2 separate regions of the Homo sapiens genome follow, and region 1 is linked to region 2. Evidence: read pairs that join two places in POLR2A ChIA-PET (ENCODE). Cell type or tissue: MCF 10A. All regions are shown on one strand. Links, peaks and the distances in the headings refer to the core of each region. The heading gives the core; the rest is flanking DNA. Region 1 holds the start of IL17RC (interleukin 17 receptor C). Region 2 holds the start of RPUSD3 (RNA pseudouridine synthase D3).

Region 1 (10,805 bases), core at 2,806-10,805, 70 kb after region 2:
TGCAGGGACTGCTGTTGAACCCCTGAGGCCCTCAGCTTATCATTTTTATAACAGTGAGGATACCTCATAAGATCACTGTGATGCTAGCATGGAGTTAATTGATTTAATACTTCTAGCACCCTCTACACTCCCTGGCATATAGTAGGGCCTCAATAAAGGAATGTATTCCCTGTCTCCTTCCCCCCAACTCCACCTAGAGCACCTAGAGCTAATGATTAGATTACTAAGCAGACAACCTTTGAGAGACTTATCAGGAGAAGAAGTATCTCATATTAGAGGAAAAACAGGGTGTGTTGGCCAAGATCCCAGCACTGTTCTGCCCTTGTCTATGTGCCCATGCTCTTTCTCAGGCATCTTTTGTCTTCCTTTGCTGTTTCATCCACAGAAAATTGTGTCTGGGGGCCACACTGTAGAGCTGCCTTATGAATTCCTTCTGCCCTGTCTGTGCATAGAGGTGAGCAAAGGAAAAGGTGTGGGCTGTCCATGGCTCTGCTCCTAAGCCCCCAAGGTAGCGCAGTTGGTCAAGTATATCTCCAGTAAATTGGGTTTAAAAAGACTGAGTGTTACTGGCATGCTTAGGAAGACCAGCGCCAGCTTGGCTGTGAGCCACACATGGGGTCAGAGGTGGAAGGGTGCTGCTGAACATTGGACCTTCTTAGGGTGATTCCAACCTCAGCCTCATCCAAACCCATCTTTCCCTGGCCCAGACCTGGCCTCAGCCCACAGAGCCAGAATAGGCAGCTGTCATTGCTGTGTGTTCTGAGGAGTCGAGGAAGGAGTGTGTGCATGGCCACTGCAGGATCCATATGCCCCCAAAAGTCTTGTCCCCTCTAGGCCTCTGTGGCAGTCCTCCTTTTCTCTTTACAAGTCTAAGGAACATAGCAGAAAGTTTTCTTTGGACTAGACAGAAAAGGCAAGGGAAATTGTCACCTGGAAGACCTAAGGGAGGATGATGGCAGAGACCTAGAGCCACGAGCAATTGCCAGGGTGGACAGCAGGTGGGCATGTGGGCATTCCAGAGTCAGGAGCCAACACAGAGCACTGGGTGCCTTGGGGATGGCTGAGAGTGGAGGCCAGAGAAGACCAAAGCTGAGGAATGCGACCTCAGGATTTCCTTCTTTCTGGGGATAGTTCTCTTTAGGAGGAAGAGGAGTTAGCCCCTCACTTGCTTATCCCTCTCCTATGCTCTGGAGTTCCTCTCCACCCTTGCCCCCACCCCACATTGCCCCCTCCTGCTCGGTCAGTGCCTGGCCAGCTCAGGCAGCTTGCGTCACAGTAAGGTAAAGCCAGAATGAGTTTTAGGTCTGAGTGAGATTGGAAAAGCCATTCCTCTGACCCTCCCCACCTGCTCCCGTCTCTCCAGGCATCCTACCTGCAAGAGGACACTGTGAGGCGCAAAAAATGTCCCTTCCAGAGCTGGCCAGAAGCCTGTGAGTGCTGTTGACACGCACCCTTGTGCACACACATCCCCTTTCTCTTTCTGTCTCCTACACACACATGTACACACACACACACACACACCCCGCACTTCACACATGTGCTGGGGGAAGTCCCCAGAAGGCATGCAGGTACTTTCCCTGGAGTCAGTGGGGGGAAAAGGGCTGCCAAGTCTACCAGTCCGCTTGCCAATAGATCAGAGATCGCTGAGCACCGCAGTACTGTGAGAAGTTTAGAAATATGAGGCCTAGGAGATGGTGTCCTAAGAGGATGGGCCAGAAGACCCAGTTCCCATCACAGCTCTGTCAATTGTTCTTCTCTGAGCCTCACTTTCCTCATCTGTAAAATCTCAATACCTGCTCTGCCTTCAAAGTGTTTGTGAAGCCTGAGTTAAATATTACATATGAAAGTGGCTGGTGATGTCTGAAGTGCTGTATGCATGTTGTTGTTCTCAAGGAGAGGCAGGACACTCAGACAAAAGTGACTCACATAAAGCAGCCTACAGAACTTACAGGGCAGGGTTATGGTTAAGGACTAGGCTGTAGGGCAAGAAATTGGGAAAGGGAGAAGCCCAAGAAGGGCCATTATAAGCAGAGAAGGCCTCTTAGAGGAAGTGGCACCTGAGCTGGGGTCAGAAAAAGGGCAAGACTTAGAAAGGAGAGATAGGAGGGAAAGACATTCCTGGTTCTGAGAGGACCCTAAGCAGATTTCGAGTTTGGGGAGAAGCAAGGACCTGGCCAGAATGGAGGCCTGGGAAGGAGAGGAGAGAGACCCCTGGATAGAAAGATAATGAGGTTGGGCGCAATGGCTCACGCCTGTAATTCCAGCACTTTGGGAGGCTGAAGTAGGCAGATCACCTGAGGTCAGGAGTTTGAAACCAGCCTGGCCAACATGGTGAAACCCTGTCTGTACTAAAAATACAAAAAGTTAGCCGGGCATGGTGATGCGCGCCTGTAGTCCCAGCTACTCAGGGGATCAAGACAGGAGAATCACTTGAGCTCGGGAGGCAGAGGTTGCAGTGAGCCGAAATCACACCACTGCACTCCAGCCTGGGTGACAGAGTGCAACTCCGTCTCAAAAAAAAAAACAAAAAACAGAAAGGTAATGAAAGGGGGCTGGGCATGGTGGCTCACACTTGTAATCCCAGCACTTTGGGAGGCCAAGGTGGGTGGGTCACAAGGTCAGGAGTCCACGAGGTCAGGAGACCAGCCTGGCCAATATGGTGAAAACCCATCTCTACTAAAAATACAAAAATTAGCTGGGCTTGGTGGCACACACCTGTAATCCCAGCTACTGAGGCATGAGAATCGCTTGAACCCAGGACACAGAGGTTGCAGTGAGCTGAGATTGCACCACTGCACTCCAGACTGGGCGACAGAGTGAGATTCTATCTCAAAAAAGAAAAGGAAAAGAAAGATAATGAAAGGGATGCTCATTGATTTAGTACCTGTTCTGGCCAGGAATAGTGCTGGTTACTTTTACAAACATTATCTCCAGCTGCCCCCAGGATGTGGGTGGCAAGGTGGGGCTGAAGCAGGGCTGACCCTCACCCACTGACCCTGCCACCTGCCCAGATGGCTCGGACTTCTGGAAGTCAGTGCACTTCACTGACTACAGCCAGCACACTCAGATGGTCATGGCCCTGACACTCCGCTGCCCACTGAAGCTGGAAGCTGCCCTCTGCCAGAGGCACGACTGGCATACCCTTTGCAAAGACCTCCCGAATGCCACAGCTCGAGAGTCAGATGGGGTGAGGACAGGTTCCCCCAGGACCAGGGTGGGCAGGGCTGGGGCCCAGGAATTTTCTCCCTGATGAACTCTCCTCTCCTCCCACAGTGGTATGTTTTGGAGAAGGTGGACCTGCACCCCCAGCTCTGCTTCAAGGTACAACCATGGGTAAGAAAAGATGTGGTGTAGTGGGTATTGCCTGGAGCTTGCTAATCTGCCATTCCTGTATTTCTCAGTTCTCTTTTGGAAACAGCAGCCATGTTGAATGCCCCCACCAGACTGGTGAGTCAATAAGTGACCTCTGCTGGGACCCCCTGCCCCATTTCATCCTCACCCAACTGTAACCAAGCTAAACCCCAGCCCAGCCCTGAATTCATCACCCAAAGCCCAACTCCTATCAACACCCCCACCCCGCCCCAAACAGGGTCTCTCACATCCTGGAATGTAAGCATGGATACCCAAGCCCAGCAGCTGATTCTTCACTTCTCCTCAAGAATGCATGCCACCTTCAGTGCTGCCTGGAGCCTCCCAGGCTTGGGGCAGGACACTTTGGTGCCCCCCGTGTACACTGTCAGCCAGGTATGGCCTCGCCCCCACTAGGTCCTATTGCTCAGAGCACAGCCCTCAATTTCCTTGTGACCTCATTGAGATAGACCCTGGGAAGGCAGAAACAAACAAATCCCTGACTTTTACCATCTGGTTTACTTTATTTACGTGATCAGCCTCTGTTCAGCTAACTTGCTGACAGTAGGTTCCTCAAGGGAGCATTTTCTTTTTTTTCTTTTTTTCTTTTTTTTTTTTGAGACAGAGTCTCGCTCTGTCACCCAGGCTGGAGTGCAGTGGCGCGATCTCGGCTCACTGCAAGCTAAGGGAGTATTTTCTAATCCTTTCAGTTTCTGAATTTACAGGAATAACAGAGGCAAGGGACTGGCCCTCCCACATTCAGGTGTCCTGTAGCCCAGGGGTCCCAATCCGTGAGCCGCAGACCAGTAACTGTCTGTGGTTTGTGAGAAACGAGGCCACACAGCAGGAGGTAAGTGGAGGGTGAGCAAGCATTACTGCCTGAGCTCTGCCTCCTGTCAGTCCAGTGGCTGCATTAGATTCTTATAGGAGCGCAAACCCTATTGTGAACGGTGCATGCGAGGGATCTTGGTTGTGAGCTACTTATGAGAATCTAATGCCTGATGATCTAAGGTGGTTTCATCCTGAAACCATTCCCCCAAACCCCAACCCCTTCAACCTCTGTGTAAAAATTTTCTTCCATGAAACCAGTCCCTGGTGCCAAAAAGGTCGGGGACCACTGCTCTAGCCTAACAGAACAACATTTAATACTGATGCCTTCCCTTGAACCCAGCTGTCCGCTACCACTACTCTCCTGCCTCCACGAGGCACCTGTGCAGAAGTTATCTATCCTAGGAGGCAGAGCCCATGCAGCTGACAGGCTCTGCACAATCCTGTAAACTATTGACAAATTTCACCTGTTACGTAACTAGGAGCACTTTATCAGACTATCTTCCATGTATCTGATATAAAAACCACAGTCAAGTACACCCTCAATACCACAGCACCACGCTGACTAAGCATGACTAGCTCTTTCAAACAGTTATTTCTTAAATGCTCACTTGCAGCTTATATGTTTGTTTTGCATTGTATGAGGGCTCCCAAGCAGACAGGTGATAGCAACACAGTATGAAAGACCAAGTCACGCTTAAGATGGCCACATGCAGTGTCTCACACTTGTAGTCCCAGCTGAGGTGGGAGAACCGTGTGAGCTCAGGAGTCCAAGGCTGCAATGAGCTATGATCATGCCACAGCACTCCAGCCTGGGTGACAGCATAAGACTCTGACTCTAAAAAAAATGTTTTTAATTAAAATTCTGTCCAATTTAGTATGCTTTGTGCCCACCCTGTAGCAGGCTCTGGGAGATACAAGAAAAGTATATAACACAGTTAAGGAGTTCATAGACTAATAATAGCTGTTACCAATAAATGAATATACATTGTAGTTTATTTAAAAAGACATTCATGTGCATATACCCATTTGATGCTCTCAATAACCCAGTAAAATAAAGATTATTATCCCCCATATAAAAATGAAGAAAGTAGGCCAGGCGCAGTGGCTCACGCCTGTAATTCCAGCATTTTGGGAGGCTGAGGAGGGCAGATCACCTGAGGTCAGGAGTTTGAGACCAGCCTCACCAACATGGCAAAACCCGTCTCTACTAAAAATACAAAAATTAGCTGGGCATGGTGGCGTGCACCTGTAATCCTAGCTACTTGGGAGGCTGGGGCAGGAGAATAGCTTGAACCCAGGAGGTGGAGGTTGCAGTGAGCCAAGATTGCACCAGTGCACTCCAGCCTGCACGACGGAGCAAGACTCTGTCTCAAAAAATAAATAAATAAATAAATAAATAAATAAACAAACATAAAAAAATTAAAATAAAAATGAGGGAAGTGAGCCTTAGGAAAGAGAGGTAACCTACCTCCATGCAAGGACCACAAAGCTAGGGACTACAAAGGCAACAGTTAAGCCTGGACCCAGGTCTCCTGACCTTAAAACTTACATTCTTTTCAATGATATGTTTTGATACCTCTTCAGCTGTGCAGGAGAGTAAAGTGAGACAGCCTTCCTGGTTTGTGAGCTGCTAGAGGACACAGACAATGTCCGCACCCGCCTTCTTTCCTCAGGGCTTGGCACAGAGGACACACTCAGAGTCTGTCTGTTGACAAATACCTGACTGCAGCAGGAGCTGAGCTCTGGGAAAGATCAGTGGGAGCCGGAGTGACTGGGGAAGCCTTCTTGTCAGAGGTGGCACTTGGCCTAAGCCTCGTAGGATTGGGGGTGTGGTGGGGAGGAACAGCAGGGGCAAAGACTCAAGGCCAGACAGGGCCAGATTCACCTCCCTGGGGACAGCCTTTCTGCTCTTTGTTTCTACAGGCCCGGGGCTCAAGCCCAGTGTCACTAGACCTCATCATTCCCTTCCTGAGGCCAGGGTGCTGTGTCCTGGTAAGGAAACCTACCCTCACTCTACATACAGAGCCTTGGCATCTGCTCCCCTAGTGGCACCCACCCCTGGAAAATCCATTCTGCAAAAATGTTTGGTTTGGCCAGCACAGTGTTTTAAATTGAAATTGCTTACCACCATTTACATATATAAACAAAGCTGGATTTCTGGCCTCTGTTGAAAAATCAGAAAAACCTAGTGCCGTGTGTCCACATTCTGGCATGGTGACAATGGCCTGGAGCTCAGTGCCATCTGATTGTTTCAGTCAGGGCCTGTGCTCTCCAGGTCCTCACAGCAGCCCTGGTCAACTTTGAGTTTACTTTTTGAGTTTGGCCCCTGTCACACTTGAGTTTGCCACCATTGACCTGTTCTGTGCCAGGCTAGCAGCTGGAGCAGACACAAACCCACCTGGGAAGAATTCCCTAGCCAGTGGGGACTCCCCTCTCCCCCAGCTCCATGCTTCACTCAGCTCCCCGGGAGGAGAAGATGCCTGGCTCATAGGGGTGGGGGGCTCTGTGCCCTCAGGTGTGGCGGTCAGATGTCCAGTTTGCCTGGAAGCACCTCTTGTGTCCGGATGGTGAGTTCTTGGGGAGGGGGAGGTAAGAGGGAGGCTGGGCACTGAGGAACTGGGCTTGGCCTCATCCTGCTTGACTCAGTCTCTTACAGACACCTGGGGCTCTTGATCCTGGCACTGCTGGCCCTCCTCACCCTACTGGGTGTTGTTCTGGCCCTCACCTGCCGGCGCCCACAGTCAGGTAAGCTCACCTGGGGTAACCTGGGAAGTCAGACCTGCCCAGCTCGGAGACTAGCTGCCCCCTCACCCTCCCCTGTCTGAGCTCTCAGCACTGCACCCAATCTCTGTTACCCAGGCAGGGAGCCTCAGGCCCCCAAGTGAGCAGGAATGGTTAAGGCAAGGCAAAGGGCCCTCTGAGCATATTGTCACTGTACTGAGTCTCTGTACAAAAGGCTAGTGGGGCAGAAATCCAGCCTGCGCTGTACTCGCCCAGCCTGGAGCCCTGACCCTCTCTTCAGAAGGGGTGCCTTTATCTAATTAGCCCATAAGCACCCTATAGGCTAGGGCTGTTTTCGGTACCAACCCCCAGAGCAAATAAGGGGCGGGGGCGGGGGCGGAGAGGCGAGCACCCTACGGTATCCCGAGAGGGTGGGGAGAAGAGGGCTGAGCAGTCCCTCAGCCGCCCAGCCTTCATCTGTTGCTTCCCGCCACCAGGCCCGGGCCCAGCGCGGCCAGTGCTCCTCCTGCACGCGGCGGACTCGGAGGCGCAGCGGCGCCTGGTGGGAGCGCTGGCTGAACTGCTACGGGCAGCGCTGGGCGGCGGGCGCGACGTGATCGTGGACCTGTGGGAGGGGAGGCACGTGGCGCGCGTGGGCCCGCTGCCGTGGCTCTGGGCGGCGCGGACGCGCGTAGCGCGGGAGCAGGGCACTGTGCTGCTGCTGTGGAGCGGCGCCGACCTTCGCCCGGTCAGCGGCCCCGACCCCCGCGCCGCGCCCCTGCTCGCCCTGCTCCACGCTGCCCCGCGCCCGCTGCTGCTGCTCGCTTACTTCAGTCGCCTCTGCGCCAAGGGCGACATCCCCCCGCCGCTGCGCGCCCTGCCGCGCTACCGCCTGCTGCGCGACCTGCCGCGTCTGCTGCGGGCGCTGGACGCGCGGCCTTTCGCAGAGGCCACCAGCTGGGGCCGCCTTGGGGCGCGGCAGCGCAGGCAGAGCCGCCTAGAGCTGTGCAGCCGGCTCGAACGAGAGGCCGCCCGACTTGCAGACCTAGGTTGAGCAGAGCTCCACCGCAGTCCCGGGTGTCTGCGGCCGCAACGCAACGGACACTGGCTGGAACCCCGGAATGAGCCTTCGACCCTGAAATCCTTGGGGTGCCTCGAGGACGACTGGCCGAAAAGCCGCATTCCCTGCCTCACAGGCCGGAAGTCCCAGCCCAGTCCCCGCGCGCGTCCCTCTTCCTCCTCATACTTTCCCTTGACTGAGAGCTCCTCTAACCCCTGTTCTGATGGGGGAGGGCGGTCTTCCCACTTCCTCTCCAGAACTCCAGAAAGAGCAGTGTGCTTATGCTTCAGTCCAGGCTGGAGAGGTTGGGGCCGGGGTAGGGAGGCAGGAGCCATGTCAGTTCTGAAGGAGGGTGAGGCGGTGGGGGATTGCAGGGGGCGGCTGAGAGAAAACCTCCTTGGGGGCCAGGGATTCCCTTTCCCACTCTGAGGCTCTGGCCAGAGGGAGAGAGGACTCTGGACCTAGGAAAAGAGGCTTTTGGCTCCAGGTGGTCAGGACAGTGGGGGTTGGGGGTGGGGTGGGTGGGTGCTGGCGGTGGGGACCAAGATCCGGAAAGATGAATAAAGACAAACATGACAAACTAAGAAAACACAGTGTGCTTCTCTAGTGTGGCTGGGGAGCCTGCCTGGTGGGGTATGTGTCAGTGTGCTGGCCCAAATCCTCTGTGTCCATACCGCATGGCATCCGTCACATTCTTACAAGCAATGCCTCCAAAAGCAAAGGAGGATGGGGCAATCTCCTTGATCCCCCCCAGTGATTCTTACAAGAGGAGAGGAAAACAGAGGCTTCGCCAGATGGTGTGTCCATCATCACACAGCCGGCCCACAGCAACAGCACAGATGGGACCCCTGTCTGCCAGGCTCTGGGGTCCTGGGTTCCTTCTACTCCCCATACCGCATTTGAGCCAGGCAGTGGTGAAAAGCCCACTTTCTGGTGCCTTTTGTCCGTGCTTTTAGAGCTCCTGTCCCACAAAGGGTTACCGAGGCCCAAAGAGTGTCTGAAGGGACCGAGTGTGCCTAGTAAGGGGAGACTTAGTGGGCCCAGGACTCCAGGGCTGTGTCCTCCTTAGGGCTCCGGGGGTGAGTAAGAGCTCCCTTACTCAGCCGTGATGCATTCGCTGTCTTCTTCAGGGGCCCCTCCCAGCCAGGTGTCAGCAGAGGGAGAGGAGAGCCAAAGAAGGAGGAGGTGCGGCCACCACCCTAGTCCAAGGCTGCTGGCTCCCAAGCCTGGTGTTGGTGGGAGGGACAGAGAGGGGCGGGAACAGCCAGCAGCCTGCCGGGAGCCAAAACGAAAGCACTCCGTGCTGGAAGTAGGAGGAGAGTCAGGACTCCCAGGACAGAGAGTGCACAAACTACCCAGCACAGCCCCCTCCGCCCCCTCTGGAGGCTGAAGAGGGATTCCAGCCCCTGCCACCCACAGACACGGGCTGACTGGGGTGTCTGCCCCCCTTGGGGGGGGGCAGCACAGGGCCTCAGGCCTGGGTGCCACCTGGCACCTAGAAGATGCCTGTGCCCTGGTTCTTGCTGTCCTTGGCACTGGGCCGAAGCCCAGTGGTCCTTTCTCTGGAGAGGCTTGTGGGGCCTCAGGACGCTACCCACTGCTCTCCGGTGAGTCTGGAACCCTGGGGAGACGAGGAAAGGCTCAGGGTTCAGTTTTTGGCTCAGCAAAGCCTTAGCCTGGCTCCTGTCACTGCTGCCACTGCCAGAACTGCCCTGTCTGGTCTGTCTGGTGCTGATGGTAGAAGAGAAGAACGGGGAAGGGGCAAGAGCTGGGTCTGTCTTTCTCTGGGAGGGTCTGGGAATACGGAGCCCCAGAAAAAGGTAGGTGGAGGTCTTAGGCAGAGAACAGTGCCTAGATGGTGGGGGCACAAATTCTGACTCTCCTTTCTTTCCTTCCCAGGGCCTCTCCTGCCGCCTCTGGGGTAAGTATCCCTACTTTTAAAAAGAATTTCCCAGGTTGGCCGAAGGGAGCAGAGCTGTCCCAGGCCCATGCCCTCCATGCCCACCTCAGCCTAGGACAGCCAAGTTCTTTGGCTCTCTGGGTATGTCAGGTGCCACCAAATTCTGGGCTTGGAACAGCTTCAGCTCCCACCCGCTCCTCCACACACAGACAGTGACATACTCTGCCTGCCTGGGGACATCGTGCCTGCTCCGGGCCCCGTGCTGGCGCCTACGCACCTGCAGACAGAGCTGGTGCTGAGGTGCCAGAAGGAGACCGACTGTGACCTCTGTCTGCGTGTGGCTGTCCACTTGGCCGTGCATGGTGAGCAAGTCATCCTGTGACAGTGCATGTGTACACGTGAGTGTGTCTGGGGTGGGCATGAGGGCCAGGGGATCTCTCAAGCAGTGCTAGGCATCCTCAGTGTTCTCCTGGAGGACACCAGCAGAAGGACCCCCAGGCCAGTGTGGTCTCCCCAGCCCCTGCTTCCCAGCACTGGGCTTTCCAGAAGGAAGCCAACGCCAAAGCCAGCCAGCCCAGAGCAGGGGGCCTCACCCAGGGCCTTGCTCTTGGGTCCTTCTAGGGCACTGGGAAGAGCCTGAAGATGAGGAAAAGTTTGGAGGAGCAGCTGACTCAGGGGTGGAGGAGCCTAGGAATGGTGAGGAGAACCTGGCTGGCCCAACTGCCCCATGCCAAGGCCTGGCCTGCCGCTCCTGGGCCTGACTGACCCCTGCCCTGTTGCCCACAGCCTCTCTCCAGGCCCAAGTCGTGCTCTCCTTCCAGGCCTACCCTACTGCCCGCTGCGTCCTGCTGGAGGTGCAAGTGCCTGCTGCCCTTGTGCAGTTTGGTCAGTCTGTGGTATGCAAAATAATAATAATCACCTTCTAAACCTAAAATCTATAAAACT
Region 2 (12,024 bases), core at 2,351-10,350:
GGGCTTCATCCAGGACCTGGAGCGGGAGAGGTACGTTGTGTTCAGCCCCACATTTTCCAAGCAGCTGAGTACCCAGCTCTAAGGGAAATGGGAGTAAGGCGGGCGCTTCCTCCATTCCCCACTGTTCTGCAACTGTTAATCATTTCCTCTTTGCACACAGATGTGCACATTCACACAGGCACTCACACTGCAGCAGAGACTGGCTAGGGGGTCACCCAATCAGTTTCCTCCTAGGCACACACCTCAACTCCATTTCCCAGCCCTCTCACAGCTTGGTGAGACGTGAGTGAGCTCTAGCTGAGTGAATGTGGGTGGCAGTATGTATGCCACTTCCACACCTGGCCCAGAAAAACCTTATCCACTTGAACCTACACTGTCTCCCCTCATCTGGCTGGGTATCAACAGCCTGGGTCCCTGAGTACTTAGTGCTTGAAGCAGAGCCCACTCCCATTATTTGACCTTAACATGAGGGCACAGTTCTTGTGTGAAGACTCTGGTAGTCTGGGCTTAGTGTGTTAGAGCAGGTAGAGGCATCTGGTGTCCTAATACACGCATGCCTTTGACCCTTTGTACCAGACTCAAAGAATGGCAGACTTAAGAGGGCTTTAGAAATTAGCCACATCAACTCCCTTATTGAACACATGGACAGAATGAAGCCCAAGAGAGTGAGTGTTACTTGCCCAAGGCCACACACCAAGATGTGGGTACGGATACAGCCTTGGGAGCCAAAAGGGCTGCCTCCCAGTAGTCCCAAGCTGCACAGATAAGGTCTGGAGATGCTGCCCATGCTCACCTCTCCCTCCACCCCTCAGAAAGCAGCAGGCAGGTGGGCTGGAGTACCTGTCTTTGGGGCTTGTTGTTCTCAGCTGGCAGCAGAAATCGCTGGCCCAGGACAGTGCCCACACGGGCAGAGTACATGTGGTCCCCAAGCACAGGGCAGAGCTGTAGTACCATGTGCACCTGTAGTTGACTGGAGAACACTGGGCAACAGGAAAGCCAGGAGAGACAGTGGGCAGCTACTCGTTCTGTGCCACCCAGTATCACTCCTCCCCTTTTCCTTTGGGGAAACACCACCCCCTTTCTCAGATCATATGTTTCAGTGAGGTCAGTACTATGGCCCCTGCATCCAGAGAGGGACACATAACACGTCAGGACGATCACAGCTATCAATCTGCCTGGCTGTGGGATCCACTCATGATGAGATGCAACCCTGATTTAATTGCTGAAGCCACCGGGCCTAAGGACTGTTCTTTCCTGTTGGGGTGCTAGCCTGAAGCTGCCTCCTCTAGCTGGGCCTGGTCACATACACCTCTGGGGGCCATCAAATGCTCCCCAGGCTGCTGCTGATACCACTGTCTCCCCAGCTCCTTGCCTCCCTAAGCCAAGTGCAGTTTTTTTTTTTTTTAGCCAGCGTTTCACTCTGTCTCCCAGGCTGGAGTGCAATGGTGTGATCTTCGCTCACTGCAACCTCTGTCTCCCAGGTTCAAGCGATTCTCCCGCCTCAGCCTCCCAAGTAGCTAGGATTACAGGTGCGTGCCACCAACTCCAGCTAATTTTTGTATTTTTAGTAGAGACAGGGTTTCACCATGTTAGCCTGGCTGGTTTCGAACTCCTGACCTCAAGTGATCCATCCGCCTTGGCCTCCCAAAGTGCTGGGATTACAGGCGTGAGCCACCGCGCCTGGCTCAAGTGCAGTTTTTTTTTTTTTTAGATGAAGTCTCCTCTATCACCTAGACTGGAGTGCAGTGGCATGATCTTGGCTCATTGCAACTTCTGCCTCCCAGGTTCAAGCGATTCTCCTGCCTCAGCCTCCCGAGTAGCTGGTTTTACAGGCGCCTGCCACCGTGCCCAGCTAATTTTTGTAGTTTTTAGTTGAAACAGGGTTTCACCATCTTGGCCAGACTGGTCTTGAACTCCTGACCTCGTGATCCACCTGCCTCAGCCTCCCAAATCAAGTGCAGTTTTAAAGGCTGGCTAGGGTGCCAGACCTACCTGTCAGTGGCTGCAGCTGGACCAGGGCACAGCCAGAGCCTGTGGCTACCACACGAAAGTGACTGAGAGTCTTCTTGACACCTTCCAGGATGTCCTTTCGGGATGGGGCCTTCACTGGAACTGTCTGTGGTGCCAGCCAAGAGTGAACAAGCCTTACACAGGTCTGGGAGCTATACCCAGACCCTCCCTGCTCCCAATAGACTCCGGGCAGGGCCACAGTATAGGCAGTGGTCACTTGCCTGTTTTAGGGGACAGGAGAGCCAGCCATCCCAAATCCATACCCCTGACTCCTCTCTGTAGGGGTACTATATCTAGAAGCACCCCTCCTCTTCCCAGACCCGGACTCACGAGATTGACCCCATCAATGTGTTCCAGTTTCAGGGCAGCCTGGATCTTCCCCTCAGAAGCAGCTGGGATCCCATCAGTGACAGCACTGAGAAAGGGGCAGGAGGAGGTCACAGGGTGGCTTGCTGGGACCTCCCCACCACTCTAGGAACCTCCCAGCACCTCTCACCAGTAGGTGGCTGTGGGCCTTTGGGCTCTCCGTGCATGGGTGAAGTACTTCTGGAGGCGACTAGCTGTCTGGGGACAGCTGGAGAGGAGTACAAGCCCAGAGCTTTCTCTGGAATAAGCAGACAAATCACACAAGTTAAAGTCCCTTGAACTCGCCCACTAAAAAGGAAACTCTTAGGAACACTGACCTGCTTCAGGCCAAACACTAACACCAGGACTATAACCTAGACCAACTCCTGAGAAACAAGTAAGGTTTCCCCTTCTTTGATAACAAGACTATGTAGCTTAATGTGTTTCTCATTTTGCCCCGGCCCCCAGGGAACTCAGAGCCAAATGTCGTAACGATTGTCTACCATGTGCCAGAATTCTACTAGAAATTCTGTACATATTAGCTCTTAAATAAGTTCTCTACAAAAAAGCTCATGAGTTTGTGGAACTGCAGAAATATTTCATCTCAAGTACCATCTTTAATTGATGGCAGTTAGAGGAAAGAGTATCATGGATCGACTAGCAATGCCTGCCACGAGTACCGTCATGGAGAAATGACTGCACACTGAGCATAGGTATTATTTTCTCTATTTTACCATTAGGGGAACTGAAGCTCAGGGAGGGTATTTGTTTTGTTTTGTTTTTTTGAGACGGGGTCTCATTCAGGTTGTTTAGGCTTGCGTACAGTGGCGGGATCTCAGCTTATTGCAGCTGCCATCTTCTGAGCTCAGGTGATTCTCCCATCTCAGCCACCCGAGCACTACAGGCATGTGCTGCTCTGCCCAGCTAGGTTTTTGTGTGTGTGTGTGTGTGTGTTTTATTTTGTTTTTTAAGTAAAGATAGGGTTTTGCCATGTTGCCCAGGCTGGTCTTGAACTTCTGGACTCAAGCAATCCTCCCACCTCGGCCTCCCAAAGTCCTATTGATTATAGGCATGAGCCACCACGCGGAAAGTTTTGTTGTTGTTTTTCCAGAGATGGGGTCTATTTTGCCCAGGCTGGTCTCGAACTCCTGGGCTCAAGTGATCCTCTTGCCTTGGCCTCCAGAAGTGTTGGGATTACAGGTGTGAGTCACTGTGCCCAGCGTCAGGGAGGTGTCATGCTTTGCCTGGTATCACACCATTTGTACTTGAGGATTTGAACCCAGAGCCATCGGCTTCCTCTTCTTCACAGTACTTGTATCCACCTCTATGATCTCAAACCTTCCCATGGAAAATGTCTCAGCTTATCCCCAAGCAGCTGTTTCCCCACCACAGATGGATGCCTGTACTCCTAGCTTCCTGTCACCCCTACCACTTACTTCCCAGATGCTCGGACAACCTGAAGCTCCTGCTCCCTGAGCCCTAGGGACTGGCTCAGCTCTGGCAGCACTGAGAACAACGTCAGCTCTCCTGGTTTTCCTGGAAAGTAAGAAAGAAAAATTACAAGAGGCCAAAGCTTCATGCCTTCACTTTTCCCTCCCTCAGTCACGAAACCCCCTTCCGCTGCATTCCCTTCCCACATCCCCGGCCCATACCTGTCACTGGTAGACCCTGTGGCTTGTTCAACGTCACTAGAGGTCCTGAAACATACATCACACGAACATCAGCAAAAGCAACGGTAACCCTTTATGCAGCACTAAAGAGTTTCCAGAGCACTTTCTCACGCATCTTAGCACATGTCCCCATCATGACTCTCAGACATGAGTTAACTACCCCACACCAAATTCAACTTCTTTCTGTTCCTCTGCCACCTCAGAGCCTCGGCACTTGCTGTTTCCTGTCCCCAAATTTCCCAGGTCTGGCTCCCTATCATCTTGGCTCAAATGTCACATCACGGAGAGGTCTGAATCTCCAATCTAATGTCTGCCTTCCTCCTGCAGTTCCTCACCATCATAACACCCTGTTTTAGTTTATGCATAGCACTTACCACTAGTAACTTGTTCATTTATTTTCTGACATCCATTTCTCCCGTTAGAGAGAAATCCATTTCTCCCCTGAGAGCAGAAACCATATCTATCTTTTTCAGCACTGTATAGCCTGCCTAGAACAGTGCCTGGAACATAGCATATGTTCAAGAAATAGTTGAGAAAAGGAATAAATCACTGAATAGAGAGTGGGGTTCAGAGAAATTCAGTTATTTTCCTAAAGCCGCACAGCAAGCTGATCACAGAGCCTAGGTATGTCTGACTCCAAAGCCTGTGTTTTGTCCGTCGATAAATAATCATTATTTATTTATTTATTTATTTAGACTGAGTCTTGCTCTGTCATCCCAGGCTGGAGCGCAGTAGCACGATGTCGGCTCACTGCAACCTCTGCTATCCGGGTTCAAGTGACTCTCCTGCCTCAGCCTCCCGAGTAGCTGGGATTACAGGCGGACGCCGCCACACCTGGCTAATTTTTGTGTTTTTAGTAGAGACGGGGTTTCACCATGTTGGCCAGGCTAGTCTCGAACTCCTGACCTCAGGTGATCCGCCCGCGTCAGCACCCTAAAGTGCCGGGATTACAGGCGTGAGCCACCGCGGCCAATAAACAATAATCTAGTATAGCAACTCCCGTAACTGAGCGCCGGCTATGTGCAAGGCTCGGTAGTTATTTGCATCTTCTCCCCACTCTTAACCCTACTGCATCATGGCAGTAGGGTTAAAAGCGGGGAGAGGGTGCAAATTAGGTGGCTTGTCCCAGCTCATGCTGCTAGTGGGAGGCAGAAGCAGGGCTGATCCCGTGGCTTCAATGGAGAGCCCAACTGCACGCCGAGGCAGTCCCCTCCCGGTCCTTGTGCGGCCGTGCCTCTCACCCCTCACCTTTCCGGTCCACCACGGCTGCCCGCAGCGCATCAACCAGCTCCTCCCGACTGAGGTTTTTTGGCAGCAGCCCCGCGAAGGGCTGGTCCCCGAGGGGCCCCGACCGTTGGCAGGAGCCGCGGGGTTGCCTCTGATGCCTGGACAAGGAGGGAGAAGCAATGGGAGTCATTCCATCCCGAGGTGCCACCCATTCCTATCTCCGGACGCCTCTTCCCAAATCCTGCGGCCTCTGACAAATGCCTCACAATGTCTGGGCTGACCTCGAAAATTCAGGTACGACCGGTCCCATTCTACAGCGGAGGGCACCGAGGCTCAGAGAGGCCAACGGGGCTGTTTTCGGGTAACATCTACCTGATCCAGATCCCGCACGTGCCTTCCCCCTGCCCTAGCCTCCGTCCCGCATGAGAGAGGGGGTACTTAATCACCGGGCTTCGGTGCCAAAGCCTGCGTCCTCGGGCACTGGGCGGACACCCAGGCCCCGCCGCCAGCCACTCCAGAACCGGCCCAAAACACGGCGGCCGTCCATCTCCCGAGCCAGGACAGCGCGCATGTGCGTCCAGAGGGGCAGACCCGCGCTCCAGCCAGCGCGCTGATTGGTCAGCTGGAGTGTCAATCGGAATGGTGACCGGGCGGGACTCAGAGCCTGAGGAGGCGGGGCTTTTCCTCCGCCCAGGAAGGAAATGCAGAAATGCCTTCCTATGCTTTTAGGGAGAGCGCTGTAGCAGAAGAATTTGATCTGATCAAAAAACCTGTCTTAGCAAAAAACCTGAAGCCGCCTTTGCAAAAATTATATTACAAAATTATGACAGCGAAAGAGATCTGATCTAACCAACCCGCAGCTTGCCTTTAACCTCTAAACGGTCCTTGGTCATTCCTGGGCTTGGGCCAAGCTAACTTTGGGAGAAATTAGTTCGTAGTCTAAATGATAATTGCCCTTCCCCCGAACTAAACTGGCTTCATAGAGTTAATGAAAGGCCACCAGGTTAGGAGTAGTAGAGGGACCTGAATTCTGCTAAGGGTTAGAGGTAACTGATTACCAGCGGTTATTCCGGAGGTCACAGTGTTTGCAGCTTCCCCAGCTCACGATTGTCCAACCTGAGATTGGCCTTTGGAGATGTCTTTCCAGGCTTTTGCATTTCTGACGGCCGGATCACCCCACCCGGACCCTCAACTCTTGGCTCTACTAGTCCTGTGGCCCCTCGAAGTCAGGAGATCGAGACCATCCTGGCTAACACGGTGAAACCACGTCTCCACCAAAAATACAAAAAAATTAGCCGGGCGTGGTGGCGGGCGCCTGTAGTCCCAGCTACTCGGGAGGCTGAGGCAGGAGAATGGCGTGAACCCGGGAGGCGGAGTTTGCAGTGAGCCGAGATCGTGCCACTGCACTCCAGCCTGGGCGACGAGCGAGACTCCGTCTCAAAAAAAAAAAAAAAAGAAAAAAGAAAAAGAAAGTAGAAGAACACAGAAAAAAAAGAATAATATAATGACTGCCCACATTCCTACCATCAGAATTAGTCATTGTGAAACAATATATATATGTATAGGTTTCCTGTTTTTCTTGTTTAAGAAATGAAAGGGATAAAAGTAAATTCCCCTTTACTGCGTGCTTCCAGTTTTCACTCCCTCCCCAGTCTCCACTTTGAGTTTGGTGTGAACATTTTCCTAATGTGTTTTGGTTTTTGTTTTTTGGAGACAGAGTCTCGCTCTGTCACCCAGGCTAGAGTGCAGTGGCCCGATCTCGACTCACTGCAACTTCCACCTCCCGGGTTCAAGCGATTCCCCTGCCTTTGCCTCCTGAGTAGCTGGAATTACAGGTGCGGTGCCCGCCACCACACCCGGCTAATTTTTTGTATTTTAGTGACGGGGTTTCACCATGTCGCCCAGGCTGGTCTCGAACTCCTGAGCTCAGGCAATCCGCCCGCCTTGGCCTCCCAAAGTGCTAGGATTACAGACGTGAGCCACTGTGCCCGGCCACTAATGTGTTTTTTTGCTTGCTCTGTCATCCAGGCTGGAGTGCAGTGGCACAATCACAGCTCACTGCAGCCTCAACCTCCCAGGCTCAAACGATCCTCCCACTTCAGTCTCCTGAATAGCTGGGACTACAGGTGTGCACCACCATACCTAGCTTTTTTTTTTTTTTTTTTTTTTTTTAAAGATATGGGGTCTCACGATGTTGCCCAGGCTGGTCTCAAACTCCTGGGCTCAAGATAAGAAAATAAAAATAACAAAATAATTTTTAAAAAATCAAACTCCTGGGTTTAAGGGATTCACCCACCTACTTCGGCCTCCCAGAGTGCTGGGATTAAAGGCCGCACGGGGCCTTTGACAGACACTTCTTTTTTTTTTTCCTTCGAGATGGAGTCTCACTCTGTCACCCGGGCTGGAGTTCAGTGGCACGATCTTGGCTCACTGCAACCTCTGCCTCCTGGGTTCAAGCAATTCTCCTGCCCCAGCCTCCCAAGTAGCTGATACTACAGGCATGCACCATCATACCTGCCTAATTTTTTGTATTTTTTAGTAGAGATGGGGTTTCACCATGTTGACCAGGCTGGTCTCAAACTCCCGACCTCAGGTGATCCACCTGCCTCAGCCTCCCAAAGTGTTGGGATTACAGGTGTGAGCCACCGTGCCCGGCCTTTGACGGACACTTTCTAATAGGCTTTTTCATCCAGCATTACACACCCCTATGAGGAAGGCAGGGTGGGTTGGGGCCCTGCCTTACAGATGAGGACACAGTGGCTGTTGTGGTTCTTTGTGTCCCTTAAAGGCATGCCAAAAGCTATGGGTGGGCTCAGAATGCCCCGGAAGGAAGTCAGATAACTGAAAAGAACACTTGCACTGGTCACAGGAAAACCAGCCTGAGCTGCCGGCAGCCTCTGGGAGGTGTTGGGATGGCCTGCCCCTGGTTTCCATGCGGGTCCTGACCCAGAGAGCAGGCCCCAGGGGAGTGGGGGTCAGCAGAGGCAGGATGGGGCCCGGTCTGCTTGTGAGGGAGTGCTGGGAGGGTGGAGTCTCACTCTTGAGGCACAGAGCTCAGCCAGCGGAAGAGGGGATGCAGGGATCAAGCCCCAGGCCCTGGGGCCTGAGGTGTGAGAGCTGTCTTTGATGGTTGAAGCCAGCCTTCCCAGGCCAGGCCAGGCCAGGCTGCTCTCTCTCCCCGAGGATGCATTTCTTGCTCTGTTATCAGCCCTGAGCTCTGAGAGAAGGGACTTTCTTTTTTTTTTTTTGAGACAGAGTCTTGCTCTGTTGCCCAGGCTGGAGTACAATGGCGTGATCTCGGCTCGCTACAACCTCTGCCTTCTGGGTTGAAGCGATTCTCTAGCTGCAGCCTCCCAAGTAACAGAGATTACAGGCGCCTGCCACCACACCCTGCTAAGTTTTGTATTTTCAGTAGAGAAAGGGGTTCACCATGTTGACCAAGCTGGTCTTGAACTCCTGGCCTCAAGTTATCCACCCGACTCGGCCTCCTAAAGTGCTGGGATTACTGTCATGAGCCACTGAACCTGGCCAGGAGGGACTTTCTTAAGAAGGTCACAAGAGGACTCAGCACCTGCCAACTCCCAAGTAGAGCCTGGGCAGGGGTGGGAGGTGTCCCCGGGGACCCCAGTGCACGAGAGCCCTGTGCCTGCACGGCCCTCCACCAGGAGGCCAGGCCTCAGAGGCAGGCCAGCATTGGAGCCACTTACCACATGAACAAATGTCTGTGTCCCCCCAAACTCATGTGTTGACACCTCATCCCCAAGGTGATGGCATCTGGAGGTGGCATCTTTGGGAGGTGATGGGGTCATGAGGGTGGGGCCCTTGTGGTTGGGATTAGCGCCCTTATACAAGAGGCCCCAGAGAGCTCCCTCGCCCCTTCCGCCATGTGACCACAGTGGGAAGATGGCAGGCATGACCCAGAAAGTGGGCCCTCACCAGACACCCTGTATGCCAGCTGATCTTGGACTGCCAGCCTCCAGAACTGTGAACATTATATTGCTGTTGTTAGAGAGACCCAATTTACAGTATTTTGTCACAGCAGCCCCAACAGACTAAGACGTATGACTGCAAGCTCTGAAAATGCAGCCAACACCACATGTTGGAATCATGATATTTGGGATGTGTTGGGGTAAACCACATGCATTAGTAAAATAAACTGTTCAACACCTGTGAAAAGGAGAGAAAAAATATAAATAAATGAAATAAACTATTACTTTCTGAAGGGGTGGGTTGTCCCTCCACACCTGTGGGTGTTTCTTGTTAGGTGGAACGAGAGACTTGGAAAAGAAAAAGACACAGAGACAAAGTATAGAGAAAGAAATAAGGGGGCCCAGGGGACCAGCGTTCAGCATATGGAGGATCCCGCCAGCCTCTGAGTTCCCTTAGTATTTATTGATCATTCTTGGGTGTTTCTCGGAGAGGGGGATGTGGCAGGGTCATAGGATAATAGTGGAGAGAAGGTCAGCAGATAAACACGTGAACAAAGGTCTCTGCATCATGGACAAGGTAAAGAATTAAGTGCTGTGCTTTAGATATGCATACACATAAAACATCTCAATGCCTTACAGAGCAGTATTGTTGCCCGCATGTCCCACCTCCAGCCCTAAGGCGGTTTTCCCCTATCTCAGTAGATGGAACATACAATCGGGTTTTATACCGAGACATTCCATTGCCCAGGGGACATTCCATTGCCCGGGGACGGGCAGGAGACAGATGCCTTCCTCTTGTCTCAACTGCAAAGAGGCATGCCTTCCTCTTTTACTAATCCTCCTCAGCACAGACCCTTTACAGGTGTCGGGCTGGGGGACGGTCAGGTCTTTCCCTTCCCACGAGGCCATATTTCAGACTATCACATGGGGAGAAACCTTGGACAATACCTGGCTTTCCCAGGCAGAGGACCCTGCGGCCTTCCGCAGTGTTTGTGTCCCTGGGTACTTGAGATTAGGGAGTGGTGATGATTCTTAACAAGCATGCTGCCTTCAAGCATCTGTTGAACAAAGCACATCTTGCACCGCCCTTAATCCATTTAACCCTGAGTGGACACAGCACATGTTTCAGAGAGCACGGGGTTGGGGGTAAGGTTATAGATTAACAGCATCTCAAGGCAGAATAATTTTTCTTAGTACAGAGCAAAATGGAGTCTCCTATGTCTACTTATTTCTACACGACACAGTAACAATCTGATCTCTCTTTTCCCCACATTTCCCCCTTTTCTTTTCGACAAAACTGCCATCATCATCATGGCCCGTTCTTGATGGTCGCTGTCTCTTCAGAGCTGTTGGGTACACCTGCAGACTTGAACAACAGACAAAACAGGCACACAAGGATTAATATGAAATTTATAATCGTAGTACTTCCAATCGTCTTAACCCAAGTGACAGGGTTAAGATTTGTGAGGCCATCAGCAACTCCTGCGATTGCCTCAGTTCCTGGCACCAAATTTAAATGGGCTTTTGATGTTTTGAAAATTTGTTCTTTTAATTTGGAAATGTCTAAAGTGAGATTATCTTCTCTTGCCTGTAGATGGCGTCTAACCATGTCCCAGTGATGCTCAGACTCATTACAACTTGGGGTGTAATACAAAAATCTGACATATTCCAGTCACATTGTAACTGGAAACGATGTTCTAAGCTCATGAGCCTGTCTCCCATCCAAATGACAGTTTGTCTAAAATCATTAATTTGATTTGCCAATTTTTGATCAATACCAGATTGTGAATTCCACAATCTTGTAGCATTTTTTTGCCAATCATTAACAAAGTTTACTGACTGAACAGAAGAGTGCAGCGCAACTCCTGCCACAGCAGCCGTAGCTGTGACTGCAATTAATCCCATAAGCACTGTAATTAAAGTAAAAATGAATCTTTTGGATCTATTTAAAATGGCTTTTAATATTCAGTCAAAATATGGACGGATGGCGAGGCCTCCCACGGTCGGTCCATGGACACAGGGATCCACACGCCCTCTCTTGCTCTCACCAGCAGAATACGGTGCTGCCGATTAAAAGTCGAATCAATGCAAGTAAACTATCTACTTTTTACAGGTTATAGTTTGAGAGTCTGGTTTAATAACTATATTTCCTACAACTAGCATATAAGGGGGCTTTACACAACTTTGTAAAGGAACCGTTAGACTGGAATTTAGGTCGATAGTATAAAACGGCTGATGATCTCTTGTTTCTAAAGTTTGATTTCCAGACCAAATCCTAATGTGGTATGAGGCTACAGTAAGCCTCCATAATTCTGGATGTTCAGGACCAGAAACAGGACTTATTATTTTTGGTCTTGGGGTAGAGATTCCTTTTTCTCCCCATTCCCAGGGATAGAAAGACTGTAATTTTTTATGCTTATGTTTGTCTAAACTTTCTGTTAAGTCACTTTCAACAGCTGGACTCACTTGTGCCCTGGGACATGACTGAGTTTGCCCTGAGCAATTGTGGTAGAATTGACCTCAAGGTGCCCAATCTATAATAGTTCCAAATTCATTGTTTTGTAATATTACCGCACTATTGGCCACACATTCTTCCCAAACTAAAGCTTCTGTATTTTTTGATCCTTTGGGAATTTTCTTGGGGCAAGGTTTCCCTTTAGGTCTAAATTTTAATGATCTTTGATAAGAAAAGTCTTGTAAATTATTTACCCGTGGCCTGAGTGACATCCTGCTTACCGTGTGATAAGTGAATCTACTGATGGGACTGACAGTAGGTACTTCTAACAACCAATTTTGGACTGCAGGCATTAAGCATCCTGGTGCTCTCCCTAGGCAAATAGGAG

What was found. ChIA-PET counts read pairs that join two places held together with the same protein. Peaks named below come from ENCODE experiments on the same cell type or tissue, not always from the same donor. Only the 100,000 strongest peaks of a DNase experiment are listed, where the experiment ranks them.
Region 1: POLR2A ChIA-PET joins it to region 2 with 16 read pairs; 9 of 35 experiments call an interaction of 5 or more read pairs at or near these places.

Annotation. Positions count from the first base shown.
Region 1 is chr3:9,907,854-9,918,658 of GRCh38, forward strand. IL17RE (interleukin 17 receptor E) reads left to right here. Exons shown (of 16, transcript NM_153480.2): 7 at 386-454; 8 at 1,364-1,430; 9 at 3,012-3,187; 10 at 3,274-3,321; 11 at 3,402-3,447; 12 at 3,590-3,744; 13 at 6,103-6,171; 14 at 6,695-6,746; 15 at 6,826-6,924; 16 at 7,398-8,544. The coding sequence ends at 7,954. It overlaps IL17RC (interleukin 17 receptor C), which reads left to right and starts at 9,245. Exons shown (of 19, transcript NM_153460.4): 1 at 9,245-9,567; 2 at 9,860-9,881; 3 at 10,070-10,222; 4 at 10,482-10,556; 5 at 10,647-10,756. The coding sequence starts at 9,463. RefSeq lists silencers at 7,418-7,497, 7,608-7,667, 7,848-7,927 and enhancers at 8,498-9,037, 8,967-9,156. In MCF 10A, for the core only: no CTCF peak of the experiment used is centred there; DNase peaks (open chromatin) are centred at 5,848 and 9,148.
Region 2 is chr3:9,838,192-9,850,215 of GRCh38, forward strand. It overlaps RPUSD3 (RNA pseudouridine synthase D3), which reads right to left and starts at 5,817. Exons shown (of 9, transcript NM_173659.5): 1 at 5,699-5,817; 2 at 5,274-5,410; 3 at 4,008-4,052; 4 at 3,792-3,891; 5 at 2,507-2,614; 6 at 2,341-2,425; 7 at 1,993-2,116; 8 at 841-980; 9 at 1-16. The coding sequence starts at 5,799. RefSeq lists enhancers at 5,680-5,759, 10,304-11,164. In MCF 10A, for the core only: no CTCF peak of the experiment used is centred there; DNase peaks (open chromatin) are centred at 5,450 and 5,880.